Regions from separate parts of the Homo sapiens genome. Here region 2 is linked to region 1. A link is an interaction called in ENCODE POLR2A ChIA-PET data of the cell type or tissue named here. Cell type or tissue: Caco-2. All regions are shown on one strand. Each heading gives the region's core, and the rest is flanking DNA. Links, peaks and the distances in the headings are about the cores only. Region 1 overlaps AP1B1 (adaptor related protein complex 1 subunit beta 1). Region 2 overlaps NIPSNAP1 (nipsnap homolog 1).

The links. ChIA-PET counts read pairs that join two places held together with the same protein. Peaks named below come from ENCODE experiments on the same cell type or tissue, not always from the same donor. Only the 100,000 strongest peaks of a DNase experiment are listed, where the experiment ranks them.
Region 2: POLR2A ChIA-PET joins it to region 1 with 6 read pairs; 5 of 35 experiments call an interaction of 5 or more read pairs at or near these places.

What each region holds. Positions count from the first base shown.
Region 1 is chr22:29,368,783-29,372,782 of GRCh38, forward strand. All of the region lies in intron 1 of AP1B1 (adaptor related protein complex 1 subunit beta 1), which reads right to left. Among named protein-coding and RNA genes, the nearest start is that of AP1B1, 18 kb to the right of the region's middle. In Caco-2, for the core only: a CTCF peak has its summit at 1,881; a DNase peak (open chromatin) is centred at 1,829.
Region 2 is chr22:29,561,260-29,577,499 of GRCh38, forward strand. It overlaps NIPSNAP1 (nipsnap homolog 1), which reads right to left. Exons shown (of 10, transcript NM_003634.4): 2 at 9,146-9,273; 3 at 8,903-8,948; 4 at 7,934-8,028; 5 at 533-603; 6 at 247-387. Among named protein-coding and RNA genes, the nearest start is that of NIPSNAP1, 12 kb to the right of the region's middle. RefSeq lists an enhancer at 7,921-8,215 and a silencer at 9,681-9,975. In Caco-2, for the core only: no CTCF peak of the experiment used is centred there; a DNase peak (open chromatin) is centred at 13,872; H3K4me3 peaks cover 235 bases.

The DNA.
Region 1 (4,000 bases), core at 1-4,000:
GACGCAGTGGTGCACACCTGTAGTCCCATCTACTTGGGAGGCTGAGTGGCACAAGAAGCACTTGAACCCAGGAGGCAGAAGTTGCAGTGAGCTGAGACTGTGCCACAGCACTCCAGTGTGGTGACAGAGCAAGACTCTGTCTCCCCGCCCCACCCCCGCAAAAAAAAAACACATTGAGACTTTCAAGTACAGCCTTCCAATCCTACCTGTAGTTTTATGTGGTATAGAAAACCACACAACTCCAAAAAACAGACATTTGAATGGAGAAAACCCACTTCACTTTATCTCTTTTGTTGCGTCTATGGAAGGGACTCAAACAAATAACCCACCAATATCTCCTTTCAAGTCATTACTATACGGGGGCAAGATGAAAGTTACTAGTGCAACGGATGTGAGGGATCAGGAGTCATTTCACAGCCTCTGGAAACCAAGCCAACACAGCACCTCCTCTCCAGCCCAATTGGATTTTTCCAAATTAAGCTTGTATTTATGGCAGGATGGCACTGAGCAAGCCTCCCAACCGAGAGACACCCATAGATTTTGTTTCAGTAATCACTGGGAAACAAATACGTACTGTCTTGGGGTCACCTTAAATCCTTTGTGGATCCTGAAGGAATAAAGGAATAAAGGCTTCACTGACAAAACAGTACAAAAAAAGGCACAATTCTACTTCCCTTTTGCTTTGCAAAGTTGAAAAGGAAGGATGGCACTTTTCTATGGGAGCTGCAGGAAAGAGCAGAAGAGCCCACTGCGTCTGATGTTGCAAGTCCCACAGTGGGGACTCTAAACTTGCTGGTCCTCCCAGCATGAGTCATGGCTGTAGACAGATCCACAAAGGAAGGCCCCGCATGCGCCAGGCTCACAGCTCCCGTTCGCCCTCCTCTTTCATGCCTGGCCCAGGCCCGGCACATAGCAAGTATTCAATTGATAGTTGTTGAAAGAAATGAAAAGGGGCCACTGAAAATCCCAGGGAGCCTCAGCCTGCTCTCTGGCAGCCCTGTTACGTAACTAGTTAGCATTTGTTTCCAACAGGAATTTACCGACATTAAAAACGATTTTTTTTTTTTTTTTTTTTTGCACACACATAAAGCCATTTTCTCAAAGAAACCTCACCAACCTAGGGGTTCTTTGGGGACCTCTGAAAATGGGCAGGTAAATCAGATAATGGGATTTCTGTCTTACAATAAAGATCTGCATGGTTCCAGAAGTCACAGACTTGAGAGTGTAACTGCCAAAAGTATCCAAAATAATAGGATAATATCATTTCTCAAGGTTGAGTGTAAGAGGGATAACTGAAGACAAAAGGGGCTAAAACTCACAGGCCACAAAGAAACACAGAAAGTAACACAGAAACCACTCCAACATTAAATCTAAAAAGAAACAAAAGTGGCCGGGCGTGGTGGCTCATGCCTGTAATCCTAGCACTTTGGGAGGCTGAGGTGGGCAGATTGCCTGAGCTCAGGAGTTTGAGACCAGCCTGGGCAACATAGTGAAACCCCGTCGCTACTAAAATACAAAAAATTAGCTGGGCGTGGTGGCATGTGCCTGTAGTCCCAGCTACTCGGGAGGCTGAGGCAAGAGAATTGCTTGAACTCAGGAGGTGGAGACTGCAGTGAGCTGAGATCGTGCCACTGCACTCCAGCCCGAGCGACAGAGTGAGACTCAGTCTCAAAAAAAAAAAAAAAAAGAAAGAAAGAAAGAAAGAAAAGTGAATAAAACAAACAAAATACCTTAGATAACTAATGTGAGAGCTGCTCGGAATTTCTTGCCTCTCCAGAAGAAAAAGCCGTCAGAGCCTGTCCCCTCCCCTGCAGGCCCAATACAACATCAGAGGGCCCTAAATTCCCAGGACGCAACCTGCTGGTGACAGATGGGTGCTGTATGCAACTGACCAAGAGGAGAAACGGGTGAGAAAGCCTTTCTTTCTGGGGATTTAAAAAAAAAGTGACAGAGCTGCAGGGTAGCTGGTCAAAGCACAGCTGCAGGGTAGCTGGTCAAAGCACAGCTGCAGATACCCCAACAGCGCTGAGCTTTCCGTGACAGTCTTCCTTTTACAGGTGCTAAGCAACTACTCACAAACTTAACTGCCACTCAGTGCACTGGTGCTGGCTGCAGCTTTTTTCCGCAGTATCTGTTTCACATATCCCTCTGCAGAGGGCCCAATGGGACTGATGATGCAGAAATGTATCCCTCTGAAGTTGTTTCATATGCAGGAAATTAAAGTAGAGAAGGGAGGAGATGCGGAGAAAAGTGAAACGCTTTAGAAAGCCACCCCAAAACACAGATAACAAAACAAAACAAAACACCTCACTTCACCATGAATGATTCCCTACCTACAGCTTAGTGATGTACTGAGGGCAGCTATCTCCTCGTGTCCTTTCTCCATTGTGAGCACCTAATGCTGGTACCTGGTCTTGCAGTTGCCTCTTGGATGGATATCAGTGCAAGAGATTTCTCATTCTCTCCGCAGGAATGGAAAAAACCCTACAGTTCAGTCCTAACGGGGCTCAGACTCATAGATGCCATGAGAAAGACTGGTGTTTTTCCTGGCACCTGCTTGGCTGTTATCATGCACTGTATCCCTACCCCATAGAGGCCAAAGGGGCTGAGACCTTGTTCTCTGATGAATCTGATCGGGTACACGAATCATATTTGAAAGCAGGCAGCGGCTGGGCGCGGTGGCTTATGCCTGTAATCCCAGCACTTTGGGAGGCTGAGGTGGGCAGATCACGAGGTCAGGAGATCGAGACCATCCTGGCTAACATGGTGAAACCCCATCTCTATGAAAAATAAAAAAAATTAGCCGGGTGTGGTGGCACGTGCCTGTAGTTCCAGTTACTCAGGAGGCTGAGGCAGGAGAAGCATGAACCCAGAGGCGGAGCTTGCAGTGAGCAGAGATCGCGCCACTGCACTCTAGCTTGGGCGACAGAGTGAGACTCCGTCTCAAAAAAAAAAAGCCAGCAAATTTAGGCAAGAAAAAGCTTAGGGTTTGGATTCCATCTTTGGAAGTGTCAGGGCAAATTTTTTAAAGTGGTTAATTACGGGGAATTTTTGATTCAGAAACTGCTCTGGCCAGTATAATGAGTCACTTTGCTAAGGAGACAGCATTCTGGGCTGGGATCCCCCCCTCAATTTCAGCATTTACAGGCCAAGAAATGCCTCAAGGGGATGGCATGGTCAAAATTAAAAGAGGGGCATACCTGGAACAACTGGTTTCACCCTTGAGGAGCCAGTGTGGCTGTCCTCTCTTAATCTTAATATTTCTCACACCCACATTTGAAAGATTATGACTTTGATGTCACATCCCAGAAACAGTTCTGGTTAACTTCATTTTTTAGAATTAAAGAAAGGGAACTGAGGCTGGGCATGGTGGCTCACGCCTGTAATCCGAGCAGTTTGGGAGGTCCAGGTGGGCAGATCACCTGAGGTCAGGAGTTCGAGACCAGCCTAGCCAACATGGTGAAACCCCATCTCTACTAAAAATACAAAAAATTAGCCGGGCATGCTGGCGGGTGCCTGTAGTCCCAGCTACTCGGGAGGCTGAGGTAGGGGAATCACTTGAACCCGGGAGGCAGAGGTTGCAGTGAGGTGAGATCGCAGCATTGCACTCCAGCCTGCGCAACAAGAACGAAACTGGGTCTCAAAAAAAAAAAAAAAAAGAAAAAAGAAAAGAAAAGGAACTGAGCAATAAAGCCTAAAATATAGTAGCTTTCTCTCTTATGTTTTCTAGATGTATAAAGAAGCCCTTGGTGAGACTTTTGGAAACAGTGTCCAGGGACAAAGATGTAACATGATCTAAGAGAGGGAAAAAGAGGTCCTAGGTCCTAAGGAAAAAAAAGGGAAGAAGAAAAAACATTTCCATCTAAAGACTTTGGTTTTTAGCTGCTGAAGTTAGGGTTAGGCTTAAAGGAAAAAAAGTTCTCAATATTTTTCAAATTTTGTCTTCATATATCTAAATATAATTTTAGGAACAAGAAATATAGACTATCTTTCTGTGTTT
Region 2 (16,240 bases), core at 11,841-15,840, 200 kb after region 1:
ACAGCTTGGCAAGGAAGGGAAACTGCCCTGTCTCCCCACCTCCCAAGCTGCAGCGGCCATTTGGCCTCATTCGCAGGCCCTGACACACACCTGGTGTGCATGTTTGCACACATGTGTATACAACTCTGCTCTGAGCCCATAGGGAGGGAGAAGCCAGAAGCCCCAGTCTAGGTGTTGGGGCAGCTGCAAAGCAGCATTGCAGCAGGGAAATTGGGGGGCAGGAGGGGGTCTGTCGGAGGGAGGCACCTTGAGCTTGTATGTCCTCAGCTCATAGATGTTGGGACCCATTCTGGGCTGTGGCTCATTCCAGAAGCTGAACTCGAGGAGCAGCTGGTTTCTCCTGGACAGCAGCATCTGGCTCCGCTCCCTTCGGAACTCCAGGTACTCCTGTGGGCATGGTGGTAAAGGCATGGCTACCAGGAAGTGCGCTCCATCCTGACAGTGTGCCTCATGGGGTAGCAGAGTAGTCCCCAGAACAGGGCTGGGCTGCATCCCACATCCAGAGAGGTGTGCTGAGTGGACACTAACATACCTTATTGTTTTTGAGCTTGTTCATGCAGTCCATGAGGGCTGGGTAGCCACCTGAGAATCGCCACAGGTGCACTGTTGGGGGTGAGAGGTATAGGTCAGTGAGCTGCTGGGACCCCCAGCAGATGACCTCCTCAAGGTTGGCTAAGTGGTGGGGACGGGGGAGGCGGGGTGGCCTGGTTCCCTGTAGCAGCAAGACTCCCTGAGTTCCCTCTGCCTTGGTGGAAGACCATGCTGGGGAGGGGATGACCCTAGACACAAGTCTAGGAGACCTGGATTTGAGCTCCAGCTCTGCCCAGCAGCCTTGGACTGCTCTAGGCCTCAATGTTCTCATCTTGAAAATGGGAATAATGTTCCCACCCCACCTTCCTTAAATAGCAACAAGAAGATCAGATGTGTCCTGTACCCTGGAAGCAGTGGCATGCATAAGGAAGACCACCAGGCCTTAGAGGGGCAGCTGAACAAAAGAACAGGGGAGAACTGATGGGCTGATATGGAACATTCCAAGACAGTGAATTGAAAAAAGGAACCAAGGAACAGAAGAGGATGTGTGGTATGCTACCTCATGTGTTGAGGTGGCAAGGACATCCAGAGATGCTAATTTATGCATCACCTCTTAATGGCGACTTAAGAGATTGACAGTAGACCAGGCGCAGTGGCTCACACCTGTAATCCCAGCATTTTGCGGGGCTGAGGTGGGTGGAGACCAGCCTGACCAACATGGAAAAACCCCATCTCTACTAAAAATACAAAATTAGCCAGGTGTGGTGGCGCATGCCTGTAATCCCAGCTACTTGGGAGGCTGAGGCAGGAGAATCACTTGAACCTGGGAGGCAGAGGTGGCGGTGAGCCAAGATTGTGCCATCGCACTCCAACCTGGGCAACAAGAGCGAAACTCCGTCTCAAAAAAAAAGAGATTGACAGTAGATGCCCCTGGGACACAGAATGGAGGCCTGTGGGGCCTCGGGCAGGAGGGAAGCTTACTTTGCATGGAAAACTCTTTGTACTGTTAGAATTTATAAAAATCCTGGGCCGGGCACGGTGGCTCACGCCTGTAATCCCAGCACTTTGGGAGGCTGAGGAAGGTGGATCACGAGGTCAGGAGATCGAGACCATCCTGGCTAACACAGTGAAACCCCGTCTCTACTAAAAATACAAAAAATTAGCCAGGCGTGGTGGCGGGCACCTATAGTCCCAGCTACTCGGGAGGCTGAAGCAGGAGAATGGCATGAACCCAGGAGGCAGAGCTTGCAGTGAGCCGAGATCATGCCACTGCACTCCAGCCTGGACAACAGAGCGAGACTCCATCTTAAAAAAAAAAAAAAAAAATTAGTTGGGTGTGGTGGCACATGCCTATAATCCCAGTTACTCGGGAGGCTGAGGCAGGAGAATCGCTTGAACCCAGGAGGTAGAGGTTGCAGTGAGTCAAGATTGTGCCAGTGTACTCCAGCCTGGGTGGCAGGGTGAGACTCCGTCTCAAGTAAATAAATAATCAACTTTGGGAGGCTGAGGCAGGTGGATCATCTGAAGTCGGAAATTTGAGACCAGCCTCACCAACTTGGCGAAACCCCATCTCTACTAAAACAAAAATTAGCTGGGCGTGGTGATGCACATCTGTAATCCTAGCTACTCAGGAGGCTGAGGCAAGAGAATCGCTTCAACCTGGGATGCAAAGGTTGTGGTGAGCTGAGATCGCACCACTGCACTCCAGCCTGGGCAAAAGAGCAAGACTCCGTCTCAAAAAATAAATAAATAAAAATAAAAATAAATAAAAATCATATTATCTGCACTGAGTTGAACAATGTCCCCTCAAAATTTATGCCCACCCAGAACCTCAGAATGTGACCTTATTTGGAAATAGGTCTCTGTGGGTATAATCGACCTAAGATGAGATTATACTAGGTGAGCCCTGAGTCCAGTGACTAGTGTCCTTATCAGAAGTGGGAGATCTGGACACAGGAGAACACTATGTGAAGACAGAGACACACAGAGAGAACAGCATGTGACGAGGGAGGCAGAGATTAGAATGACAAGTCTACAAGCCAAGGAACACTAAGAGTTTCCAGCAATCCCCAGAAACTGGAAGAGGCAAGGAAGGGTTCTCCCCTAAGGCCTTAGGAGGAAGGACAGCCCTGTCAACACCTTGATTTGTGACTTCCAGCCTCCAGAACTGTGACAGGATAAACCTCTGTTATTTTAAGCCACCCAGTTTGCGGTATGCTGGCCACCCCAGGAAACTAATCTAATTCCTAGTAACAAAGAAACCTAATTAATTGTGGAGGAGAAGAAAGGAACAGTTTTGCCATCCTGGGAGCATGGCTGGGCCCATCAGCGGAGGAAGGTCCCCAGGGGATCACACAGGCAAGCTAGAGCTAAGGGCAGCTGGCTGCCAGCAGTCTAGAAACTCAGACTCTGTAACTTCCCATCCCCATCCCCAGCCTGACCTTCACCTGTTTTTTGACTCCATCTGTGCCTTGATTTTCCCATCTGCAAAATGGCCTGACCCTATGGTTTAAAGGTCTTTTTCCCAAAGGAAATGGCAAAAGTACTGTATGGATAGAAATCTACCAAAACCAGGAATGACCTGTGGAAAACGGATTAACGGAGAAAAGTTACAAGGACAGCATCATTGGCAAGAGGAAGGAATTTTCTTTATTTTTCTGTCACCCAGGCTGGAGTGCGGTGGCGTGATCTCAGCTCACTGCAACATCCACCTCCTGGATTTAAGAGACTGTCCTGCCTATGCCTCCCAAGTAGCTGGGATTACAGGCGCATGCCACCACGCCCAGCTAATTTTTGTATTTTTAGTAGAGACAGGGTTTCACCTTGTTAGCCAGGCTGGTCTTGAACTCCTGACCTCAGGTGATGCACCTGCCTCAGCCTCCCAAAGTGCTGGGATACAGGCATGAGCCACCGCGCCCAGCCAAGAAGAAGGAATTGTCTAACAACTGTGGTGCTCTCCATAGGAGATGGATCAATGGTTCTTACAAGTTTATTAAAATGTAGATTCTTGAACCCTACTCCCAGCGTACAGCTCAACATGATTCAGCTGACTATGTGAGGGACTGAACTTCAAGGTACAAAAAATGTAGGGTATGCTTTAAAAAGTCAGGATCAGCCAGGCGCAGTGGCTCAGGCCTGTAATCCCAACACTCTGGGAGGCTGAGGCAGGAGAGGAGCACTTGAGCTCAGGAGTCTGAGATCAGCCTGGGCAACATAGCAAGACCTCATCTCTACAAAACAAACAAACAAACAAAACAAAACAACTAGCCCAGGCATGGTGGTGCATGTCTGTGGTCCCAGCTACTCGAGAAGTTGAGGTGAGAGGATCGCCTGAGCCTAGGAGTTCAAGGTTACAGTGAACTATGATCATGCCACTGCACTCCAAACTGGGTGACAGAGCGAGACCCTGTCCCAAACAGAAAAATAAAAAGAAGAAAAAGGCCAGGGGCAGTGGCTCACGCCTTTAATCCCAGCACTTTGGGAGGCCGAGGCAGGTGGATCAACTGTGGTCAGGAGTTCGAGACCAGCCTGGCCAAGATGGTGAAACTCCATCTCTACTAAAAATACAAAAATTAGCCAGGCATGGTGGTTCATACTTGTAGTCCCAGCTACTCGGGAGCCTGAGGCAAGAGAACTTGCTTGAATCCGGGAGGCAGAGGTTGCAGTGAGCTGAGATCACGCCACTGCACTCCAGCCTGGGCAACAGAGTGAGACTCGGTCTCGAAAAAGAAAAAAAAGAAAAAGTCAGGATCCCATCCCTCAGAGTTCATTTCACAACTAGCAAATGCTTAAGAGAATTCAAGGAATACTGCTGGAGCTGATCAAGTCAAGCTTAAAATGGGAAAGCTGTAGTGGCTGAAACTGAAGGCAATTTGCTTTTCTCTTATTCCCTTAGCCACATATCAGTGTCTAGCCAGGTATGATGGCACACGCCTGTAGTCCCAGCTACTCAGGAGGATTGCCCGAGCCCAGAAATTCAACTCCAGCCTGGGCAATATAGTGAGACCCTGTTTCTAAATGGAAATAATAAAAATAAAACATAAATAATATGTTAATGTCTGTTACGGAAACCAAATAATTGATTAAGGAGATACACCTATCTATCTGCAGGTCACAGATTATTTTCAAAGACACGATTATCAGGGCTGTCAAAGGATGAAATAGATTGGCTTACAAGTGAACTCTTCATGGCTAGGAGTGTTCAAGGGAAGTTTAGAGGACCATCTGTTATGGCTGTGCTATGCAGACACTCTAAACCAGTACTGTCCAAAAGTACTTTCTGCATGAGCCTGTGTGTATATGAGTGAGCATTTGAAATGTAGCTAGTATGACTAAGAAACTGAATTTTTTCTTTTTAAAATCTTTTCTTCTTTTTTTTTTAATATGTATTTTCTTTATAGAAGCAAAGTCTCACTATGTTGCCCAGGCTGGTTTCAAACTCCTGGCCTCAAGTGTTCCTCCCACCTCAGCCTCCTAATCTGCTGGGATTATAAGCATAAGCCACCATATTCAGTCCTGAATTTTTTCTTTTTTAGAGACAGGGTCCTCACTGTGTTGCCCAGGCTGGAGTGCAGTGGCTATTCATAGGTGTGATGGTATTCAATCACGGCCTCGAACTCCTGGGCTCAAGCAGTCCTCCCAACTCAGCCTCCCAAGTAGCTAGGACTACAGGTGAGCACCTTGGCACACAGCTTGAACTTTAAATTTTATGTAATTTTAACTAATATAAATTTCAATAGCTACATGTGAGGCCAGGGCGCAGTGGCTCACACCTGTAATCTCAGTAGTCCAGGAGGCCAAGGCTGACGGATTGCTTGAGTCCAGGAGTTCAAGACCAGCCTGGGCAACATAGCGAAACCCTGTCTCTACTAAAAATATAAAAAATTAGCTGGCTGTGGTGGTGCACACCTGTAGTTCCAGCTACTTGGGAGGCTGAGGTGAGAGAATCATCTGAGCCCGGGAGGTCAAGGGTGCAGTGAGCTGTGATTGCACCACTGCAGTCCAGCCTGGGAAACCAGAGTGAGACGCTGTCTCAAAAAAATAAATAAATAGGCCAGGCGCAGTGGCTGATGCCTGTAATCCCAACACTTTGGGAGGCTCAGGCGGGAGGATCATGAGGTCAGGAGTTCAAGACCAGCCTGACCAACATGGTGAAACCCTGTTTCTACTAAAAATACAAAAATTAGCCAAGTGTGGTGGCACACGCCTGTAACCTCAGCTACTCAGGAGGCTGAGGCAGGAGAATCACTTGAACCCAGGAGGCAGAGGTTGCAGTGAGCCAAGATTGCACCACTGTACCCCAGCCTGGGTGACAGTACAGAGCGAGGCTCCATCTCAAAAAAATAAATAAATAAATAACTACATGTGGTTAGTGGCTATCATTTTGGACAGTGTGGGTCTGAATTTGAGGTCCCTTTGAGTGGCTGAGATGCTGTGAGTCAGCCAAATTCATGTGTGGGTTCTTATAGCTGGTGCCAACTTTGATGTGTCTATTAGGCTGGGATGGGGCATGCTAGGGGTGCCCCTGGGACTGTAAGACACCAGCTCAGACAAGAAGAACTCCTATTTATTCCACAAATATGTGCTGCATATTGGGGATTCACCCATATATGGAGACAGACAACTAAACAGGCAGCTATAGGGGTACATGATCAGGGCGTGAGGAGGTAATTACTGAGGCCTGGAGAGCTAAGGAAGGTGCCTGACCCAGCCCGCGTGGAGGAAATCTCGGCAGCCTTCCAGGAGGAGGTGACATCTATGCCAAAATAGAAAAGTGAATAGTCCAGGCACTGTGGCTCATGCCTGTACTCCCAGCACTTTGGGAGGCCAAAGTGGAAGGATCGCTTGAGCCCGGGAGTTTGAGACCACCCTGGGTAACATAGGGAGATCCCGTCTCTACAAAAAATTTAAAATAAATTAGTTGGGCATTGTGGCATGCACCTGTGGTCCCAGCTACTCAGGAGGCTGAGGTAGGAGGATTGCTTAAGCTCAGGAGGTTAAGGCTGTGTGAGCTGTGATCACACCACTGCACTCCCCACTGGGTAACAAGACCTGGTTTCAAAAATAAATAAATAAATGAAAATTTAAAAATGAATAAAACTGAAAGGCCAGGCACGGTGGCTCATGTCTACAATCCTAGCACTTTGGGAGGCCGAGGAGGTAGGATCATTTGAGTTCAGGAATTCAAGACCAGCCTGGGCAACATGGAGAAACCCCGTCTCTACCAAAAAACACAAAAATTAGCCGAGCATGGTGGAGCGCACCTATAGTCCCAGCTACTCAGGAAGCTGAGGTGGGAGTACTGCTTGAGCCTGGGAAATTGAGGCTCGAGTGAGCCAAGATTATGCCACTGCACTCCAGCCTGTGTGACAGAGCAAGACCCTGTCTCAAAAAAAAAAAAAAAAAAAAAAAAGGCCGGGAGTGGTGGCTCACTCCTGTAATCCCAGCACTTTGGGAGGCCGAGGCAGGTGGATCACCTGAGGTCAGAAGTTCGAGACCAGCCTGACCAACATGTGAAACCCCATCTCTACTAAAGATACAAAATTAGCCAGGCCTGGTGGCACAGGCCAGTAATCCCAGCTACTCGGGAAGCTGAGGCAGGAGAATATCTTCAACTCAGGAGGTGGAGGTTGCAGTCAGCCAAGACTGTGCCACTATCTGCCAGCCTGGGTGACAGAGCGAGACCCTGTCTCAAAAAAGAAAAAAGAAAAAAAAAAAAAAGGCCGGGTGCGGTGGCTCACACCTGTAATCCCAGCACTTTGGGAGGCTGAGGCAGGTGGATCACCTGAGATCAGGAGTTCAAGACCAGCCTGACCAACATGGTGAAATCCCGTCTCTACTAAAAATACAAAATTAGCTGGGCGTGGTGGCACATGCCTGTAATCCCAGCTACTCAGGAGGCTGAGACAAGAGAATTGCTTAAACTGGGGAGGCGGAGGTTGCAGTGAGCCGAGATTGCACTACTGCACTCCAGCCTGGGGCAACAAGAGTGAAACTCAGTCTCGGAAAAAAAAAGAATAAAAGACAGTGATCCAGGTAAAGCAGGCAAACAAGAAATAATGCTTAAGGCAGAAGAAAGAGAATGAGCAGTAGTCTGGAACTAAAGAGTGAAACTGTCAATCTGAGGAACTGAGTCCTGGGTGGGACAGCACAGCGAGGCATGGAGGATTTGGTGCCATGAGGCTGGGGGCAGGGCCGGGAAGGAGTCACAGGCTTCACGGGTCACCTTGAGGGCACAGGGGAGCCAGGACAGGTATTTGAGCAGGGGAGTGAGGTGATGAGGTTTTAGTAAGAGCCCCACCAGGTGCTGTTGTGGAGAGGGAGTGGAGAACAGCCAGGTGTGAAAGGTGCTGGAGGCCAGGGCTGGGCAGTGGCAATGGCACTAGGGAGGTGAGCGCCTTACCTGCCTGGTCCTGCTCCCCATACCACGTGTTCCAGTTGCCCACGAGTGAGCATGGGTAGTCCTCATCCAGGTGAAGCTTGGGCAGCACAGCCTCCCTGTGGGGGAGGTGCAGAGAGGGGCAGGGTTCACATAGCCACCAGGGCCTCTGAGATAAGGGTTCAAACTCAGTTCAAACAGACCCTGGGGCTGGGCCTCAGACTCTCCATCTCTAAAATGCAGAAGCTAGGCAAGAGGCCCTCAGGACTTCCGACACTGAAATTTACATCCTGGCTGGGCACAGTGGCTCACACCTGTAATCCCAACACTGGGAGGCTGAGGCAGGAGGATTGCTTGAGCCCAGTAGTTTGAGACCAGCCTGGGAAGCAAAGTGAGATCCCATCTCTCTTTTTTGTGTGTGAGACAGAGTTTTGCTCTTGTTGCCCAGGCTGGAGTGCAATGGCGCAATCTCGGCTCACTGGAACCTCCGCCTCCTGGAGACCATCTCTTAAAAAAAAAAAAAAGAAAGAAAGAAAATGGGGCCAAACGCAGTGGCACATGCCTGTAATCCCAGCACTCGGAGGCCGAGGCAGGTGGATCACCTGAGGTCAGGAGTTTGCGACCAGCCGGACTAACATGGTGAAACCCTGTCTCTACTAAATACAAAAAAATTAGCCATGCTTAGCGGCGCATGCCTGTAATCCGAGCTACTTGGGAGGCTGGAACAGGAGAATCGCTTGTACCTGGGAGGCAGAGGTTGCAGTGAGCCGAGATCGCGCCATTGCACTCCAGCCTGGGCAACGAGAGCAAAACTCCATCTCAAAAAAAAAGAAAGAGAGAAAGAAAGAAAGAAAGAAAAAGGCAGAAATAAAAGAAATCTACATCTCCTGGATTTCTACAGAAAAGAACAGGGTGGAGGATGTTCCGCAAATTTGCTGAAAGTGTGTTCCCCACCCAAGCAGGGGATGGGATGTATGGATGCAGGGTGCTCACGTGAGGCTGTTGTAGGCATCCAGGTATTCAGGCTTTACATTGTGAACTGCAACAGAGGACAGAGAACAAGAAGTGAGGTAGGGTGTGTACACAGGGAAGAACTTGGGGTGAGGGGAGCCCATCAAGGCCAGGGGTCCCAGGACAGCTGAGGACATTCCAGACCCTCCCATCTCCTTCCTGGAGCCTCACAGGCCCCCAGAGCCCCTGAAAGGGCAGAAATTGGTCAGCTCAGCAGCCACTCACACTGGATCTTATAGAGGTTGCTGGTTTCCTTCTTGGACAGCAGGGTGGAGTGGGCATCCTTCCGGGGATCCACTTTGTGAACAAAGAGGGAGCGGAACCAGCTGCCTTCATTGTCCTTGGAATAGAAACTGCAGGACAGAGGAGTTGAGGGGGACGCGCGGAGGTTGGGGGAGCCCCAGCAATTCCATCCACTTGGATGTCCTGCTCCCCTAGACCAGTGACCCACATTTCTGGGAACAGGGCCACGGAGTCCTGTGGCAGCTCCAGACTGTGAAATGCTATTGGAGCCAGCTCCTTTCTACAGATATTCCAGCTGCCCAGTTGGCTTCTTGAAGCTTTGCAGAGCCTCAGGACGCCAGGAGAGGCAGCCCCACCTCCCACTTCTCTCTCTAGCCTCCCTGCCTCCACTTCATCCCCCTTCCAAGAGGTCCTCTACTTGGGTCATATAACTCCAGCCTCTCGCCAAGAGGATCAACCCCAAATCCACCTTGCATCATGCCCAAAGCCCTTGACAACCCAACCTAACTTGTCAGCCTCCCCTCCTGCCCCCTCACCTGTACACCTCACTCTCCAGGTGTGCTCTTCCCTGAACACACCAGGATCTGCTACTCTGTGCTTTCTGTACAAGTTCTGTCCCCTCTAACGAGAAGACTGCTCTCACCGTCCTCCCCAGCACTCTCACAGTGCACTTGGCCCATGTCCCCACCCTGACCCCACACATGGAAAGCCAAATACAAATAAGCTTTGTCCTTGAGGAGCTCATAGTCCACTAGGAGAAATGGGCCTTGGGACACAATTATAGGAGGGGTCTCTGGAAGAGCCCAGGTGAACTAGCCTTAACTCTGCTTCTGGCAACCTGGGCAGACTCTCTACAGAGGAGGAGATGAGCTGGTCAGTCCCCAGGACTGGTTTGGCAGATAGAGGGAGTAAAAGGCACTGCAAAGCAAGATGCATTCACTCATCCAGCCAACACCTGCTCTGCCCATCTCCATAGGATACTGAGAATGAATGAATGAATGATCAATGAATATGATTATGTGCTTTGCCCATGAGCACTGTGGTTAAGGGCAGTGGAGGGTCTGCTGCCAGCTCCTACTGGACCAGAACTGCACTCCCATCCTAAACACATACCCAAGGTCCCAGCAGGAGGCAGGGGTGCTTATTTTGAGACTACCAATCTTCCCGCTCCACAGCCTTGGTGCAGCTTGCAGCCAGGCCTGAAAAGGAAGTCTCCCAATGGAGACAATTCCTAGCCAGGGAGCCTGGCAAGAGGGATCCCTGAGTGGCAGCAAGCCTTATCCCTTTTTTCTTTTTTCTCTTTTGTTTTTTCCAAGTGAGGTCACAGGAAGCCCTATCCTTTCTTTTCTTTTTTTCTTTTCTTTTTTTTTGAGACAGAGTCTTGCTCTTGTTGCTCAGGCTGGAGTGCAGTGGTGCGATCTCGGCTCACTGCAACCTCGGCCTCCCGGGTTCAAGCAATTTTCCTGCCTCAGCCTCCTGAGTAGCTGAGATTACAGGCGCGTACCACCACATCCAGGTAATTTTCGTATTTTTACAATACAAATACTCGGCTGCCCTATCCCTTTTTAAGACTTTTATGTGGTTAGACAAATGTCTTAGGCTGGGTGTGATGGCTCACGCCTGCAATCCCAGCACTTTGGGAGGCCAAGGCAGGCAGATCACCTGAGGTCAGGAGTTCGAGACCAGCCTGCCCAGCATGGCGAAACCCTGTCTCTACTAAAAATACAAAAATCAGCCAGGCGTGGTGGTGTGCACCTGTAATCCCAGCTACTCAGGAGCATGAGGCAGGAGAATTGCTTGAACCTGAGAGGCAGAGGTTGCAGTGAGCCAAGATCGCACCATCACACTCCCGCCTGGGCAACAGAGCGAGAATCCATCTCAAAAAAAAAAAAAAAAAAAAGGACAAATGTCTTGCAAATAAAAAATCAATCAATTTTTTCCAAAATATGGAGCAGCCATTGGGACGGATAAAATCAGCTGGGCACGATGGCTAAATGCCTGTAATCCCAGTACTTTGGGAGGCTGAGGTCAGAGGATCACTTGAGCCCAGGAGTTCAAGATCAGCCTGGGCAACAAAATGAGACTCCATCTCTACAAAAAAAATAATAAATATGACTGGCTTATGCCTGTAATCCCAGCACTTTGGGAGGCTGAGGCAGGAGGATTGCTTGAGGCCATGAGACAAGCCTGGGGAAACTTGTGAGACCGTGTCTCTACAAAAAATAAAATTAGCTGGGCATGACGGTATGTGCCTGTAGTCCCACTACTTGGGAGGCTGAGGTGGTAGGATCACTTGAGCCTGGGAGGTTGAGGCTGCAGTGAGCCAAGATCTTGCCACTGTACTCCAGCTTGGGCAACAGAGTGAGACTCTATCTCAAAAAAATAAAATAAAATAAAATAAAATACAATAATTAGCCGGGTGTGGTGACACATGCCTGTAGTCTCAGCCACTTGAGAGACTTAGGAGGATCGCATGAAGCCCAGGAAATCAAGGCTACAATGAACTATGATCAGGCCACTGCACTCCAGCCTGGGTGACAGAGACCATGTCTCAAAAAAAAAAAAAATTTCTTTTTAAAAATAATCTTAAAGTGGTGATATGTTTGTTTTGTTTTGTTCATTTGTTTGTATTTGAGATGGAGTCTTGCTCTGTCGCCAGGCTGGAGTAAAGTGGTATGATCTCCACTCACTGCAACCTCCACCTCCCGGGTTCAAGTGATTCTCCTGCCTCAGCCTCCCAAGTAGCTGGGACTACAGACGTGTGCCACCACGCCCAGCTAATTTTTGTATTTTTAGTAGAGACGGGGTTTTACTATGTTGGCCAGGATGGTCTCGATCTCTCGACCTCATGATCCACCTGCCTCGGCCTCTCAAAGTGCTAGGATTACAAGCATGAGCCACTGCGCTGGGCCAAAGTGGTGATATGTTTGTATAAGCATAAAAATGAGAAATGGGCCGGGCATGGTGGCTCACGCCTATAATTCCAGCACTCTGGGAGGCCGAGGCAGGCGGATCACTTGAGCTCAGGAGTCTGAAGCCCTGTCTCTGCAATAAATAAAAAAATTGCTGGGTACGGTGGCTCACGCCTGTAATCCCAACACTTTAGGAGGCCAAGGCGGGTGGATTACCTGAGGTCGGGAGTTTGAGACCAGCCTGACCAACATGGAGAAACCCCATCTCTACTAAAAATACAAAATTAGCCAGGCGTGGTGGTGCATGCCTGTAATCCCAGCTACTCAGGAGGCTGGGGCAGGAGAATTGCTTGAACCCAGGAGGTGGAGGTTGTAGTAAGCCGAGATCAGGCCATTGCACTCCAGCCTGGGCAACAAGAGTGAAACTCTGTCTCAAAAAAAAAAAAAATTAGCCAGGTGTGGTCGAGTGTCAAGTGCGCCTGTAGTCCCAGCTACTCAGGAGGCTGAGGTGGGAAGATCGCTTGAACCCAGGAGGCGTAGGTTGCAGCAAGCTGAGATCGGGCCACTGCACTCCAGCCTGGGCAACAGAGCAGACCCTGTCTCAAAAAACAAAACAAAACAAAACAAAACAAAAAAAGAGGCTGGGCATGGTGGCTCATGCCTGTAATCCTAGCATTTTGGGAGGCTGAGGCGGGCAGATTGCTGGAGCTCAGGAGTTCACGACTAGCCTGGGCAACATGGCAAAACCCCATTTCCACTTAAAAAAAGATACAAAATATTAGCCAGGAGTGGTGATGTGTGCCTGTAGTCCCAGCTACTCGAGAGACTGAGGCAGAACTGCTTGAATCCAGGAGGCGGAGGCTGCAGTGAGCCAAGATCACGCCACTGCACGCCAGCCTGGATGACAGAGTGAGACTCCATCTTCACAAAAAAAAAAAAAAAAAAAAAAAAAAAAAAAGAAAGAAAAAGAAAAGAAAATAAATTACTTGTCCCAAACTGTTAATACTGCTTACCTGGGAAAGAGGAATAGGAGATGGCTAAATTTTTCTTTATTCATTGTAATTTTTTATAAAGATTTTAAAGTGTGTTAAGCATTTCTGAATTCATGAACTCTCTCGATCATTGTACATGCATCTGCTTCATTAGCAAAAAGACAATTATCAGCCTGGTGCGGTGGCTCATGCCTGTAATCCCAGCACTTTGGGAGGCCGAGGCGGGCGGATTGCCTGAGGTCAGGAGTTTGAGGCTAGCCTGGCCAACATGGTGAAACTCAGTCTCTACTAAAAATACAAAAATTAGCTGGGCATGGTGGTGCAATCCTGTAATCCCAGCTACTCGGGAGGCTGAGGCAGGAGAATCACTTGAACCCGGGAGGCGGAGGTTGCAGTGAGCTGAGATCGTGCCATTGCACTCCAGACTGGGCTACAAGAGCGAAACTCTGTCTCAAAAAAAAAAAAAAAAAAAGACAATTATCATTAGATGGGTAGTGCGGTCTGTGAAGTTTTTGGACCAGAATAAGGGAGGCTCTAAGCCAGGGATCTGTGATGTACTTTTCAGTTGCAGGATCTCACTGATTCTATGCAATGATCTTATAGTATTGGTACTATTAGTATTCCCATTCTCGCGAGGATAAAATGGAAAGAAGCCCAGAGAGTTTAAGGGACTTGCCCAAGGCCGCACAGAAAATCAGAGGGCAGAGTTAAGAACCCAGCGCTCTTTCCTTGAAAGCCAATCCCCACCTCAGGTTGGGCACTGAGGGACCTGACCTTTGGTTTTAATGTAGAGGGGCTGCTTCCCCTGGAGGGAGATGGGCAGTGAGGAGAGCAGCTCCTACTATTTATCAACCAAGACCTTTGCTCTAGAAAGGACTAGACAGAGTAATTTATTAACATCAGCACTGACCAAGATAAATATCAGTCAAATAGCCAGCCCTGAAGAAAGAGATTAGGGGCTGGAACACTGGAAACTTCAGGAGCTCTGATGGGCTCCCGTCTCTTCCCACTACTCTAATCCTTCCTGCCTGTGGGCCTCAGTTTCCCCATCTGTCAAATGAGCAGGGTGGTGGAGCCCATCCCTAAAGCTGTTTTCTACAGGTAAAATCCAAGAAGGAGCTTGTCAAAGATCTCAGAGGAGGGTTTGAACTCCAAGCCAGCATCCCCAAGGGTACATCTGCAAGAGTACAAATGTCACTTTCTCAGTGAAATTACAATGTTCTCCTACCCTTGACCTCCCCAAGCCCTCTCTTCCTGCTCTCTATCTTGTTCCAGAGCACGTTCTAAAACGCTATACTAGGATTAGCCCAGTGGCTCATGCCTATAATCCCAGCACTTTGGGAGGCTGACGCAAGAGGGAAGGATTGCTTGAACCCAGGAGTTGTTTTTTTTTTTTTGTTTTGTTTGAGATGGAGTCTCAGTCTGTCGTCCAGGCTGTAGTGCAGTGGCGTGATCTGGGCTCACTGCAACCTCCGCCTCCCAGGTTCAAGCAATTCTCCAGCCTCAGCCTCTCAAGTAGCTGGGACTACAGGCATGTGCCACCACATCCAGCTAATTTTTTATTTTTAGTAGAGATGGGTTTTCACCATGTTAGCCAGGCTGGTCTCGAACTCTTGACCTCAGGTGATCCTCCTGCCTCAGCCTCCCAAAGTGCTGGGATTACAGACATGAGCTACCACACTTGGCCTTTTTTTTTTTTTGTATTTTTTTGAGATGGAGTTTCACTCTGTTGCCCAGGCTGGAGTGCAGTGGCGTAATCTCAGCTCACTGCAACCTCCACCTCCTGGGTTCAAGCGATTCTCTTGCCTCAGCCTCCCGAGTAGCTGGGACTACAGGTGCGTGCTACCACACCCGGCTAATTTTTGTATGTTTTAGTAGAGACGGGGTTTCACCATGTTGGTCAGGCTGGTCTCGAACTCCTGACCTCAAGTGATCTGCCTGACTTGGCCTCCCAAAGTGATGGGATTACAGGCATGATCCACCATGCCCGGCCGAACCCAGGAGTTTGAGACCAGCCTGGGAAACATAGCAAGACCTCATCTCTACTAAAAATTAAAAACAAAAAAAAACACTATACTTTTTGGCTTATTATGTGCTTTGTTTATTGTCAGTCTCTAAACTGGAGGCAGCCCTAGCGGGGCAGAATCCTTGTCTGTTCTGTTGTATCCCTGCTGTATCCCCTATGCTTGGAGCAGTGCTGGGCACATGGTGAGAATGCAGTCCAAGTTTGAGAAATGAATGAAAGAGGAGCTAAGACATTCTTGCATGAAAATGATGAAAGCTGAAAAGTATGAAACAAAAGAAATGGTAGACCTTAGGCTGGGCGTGGTGGCTCACGCCTGTAATCCCAGCACTTTGGGAAGCCGAGGCGGGTGGATCACAAGGTCAGGAGTTCAAGACCAGCCTGGCCAAGATGGTGAAACCCCGTCTGTACTAAAAATACAAAAAATTAGCTGGGTGCGGTGGCAGGCGCCTGTAATCCCAGCTACTTGGGAGGCTGAGGCAGGAGAATCGCTTGAACTCAGAGGGCAGAGGTTGCAGTGAGCCGAAATCGCGCCACTGCACTCCAGCCTGGCTGACAGAATGAGACTCCGTCTCAAAAAAAAAAAAAAAGGTAGACCTTGACCCAGAGTGACTTCACTCAGGGATCAGGGGTCCTTTCCATCCTTAACACCAACAGCAGAACTAGTGCTTATGAGCACAAGCTCTGGACAAATCCAGGTTTTGATCCTAGCTCAGCTTCATCTTTCTTTTTTCTTCTATTTTTTTTTTCTTTTTTCGAGACAGGGTCTCACTCTGTCACCCAGGCTGGAGTGCAGTGACACAATCATGGCTCACTGCATCCTCTATCTCCCAGACTCAAATGATCCTCCCACTTCAGCCTCCCAAGTAGCTGAGACCACAGGTGAGCACCACCACGTCTGGCTAATTTTTGTTGTTGTTTGAGATGGAGTCTTACTCTGTTGCCCAGGCTGGAGTGCAATGGCACGATCTCGGCTCACTGCAACTTCCACCTCCCAGGTTCAAGGGATTCTCCTGCCTCAGCCTCCGGAGTAGTTGGGACTATAGACATGTGTCACCATGCCTGGCTAATTTTTTTTTTTTTTCTTGAGACGAAGTCTCGCTCTTGTTCCCCAGGCTGGAGTGCAATGGTACGATCTCAGCTCACTGCA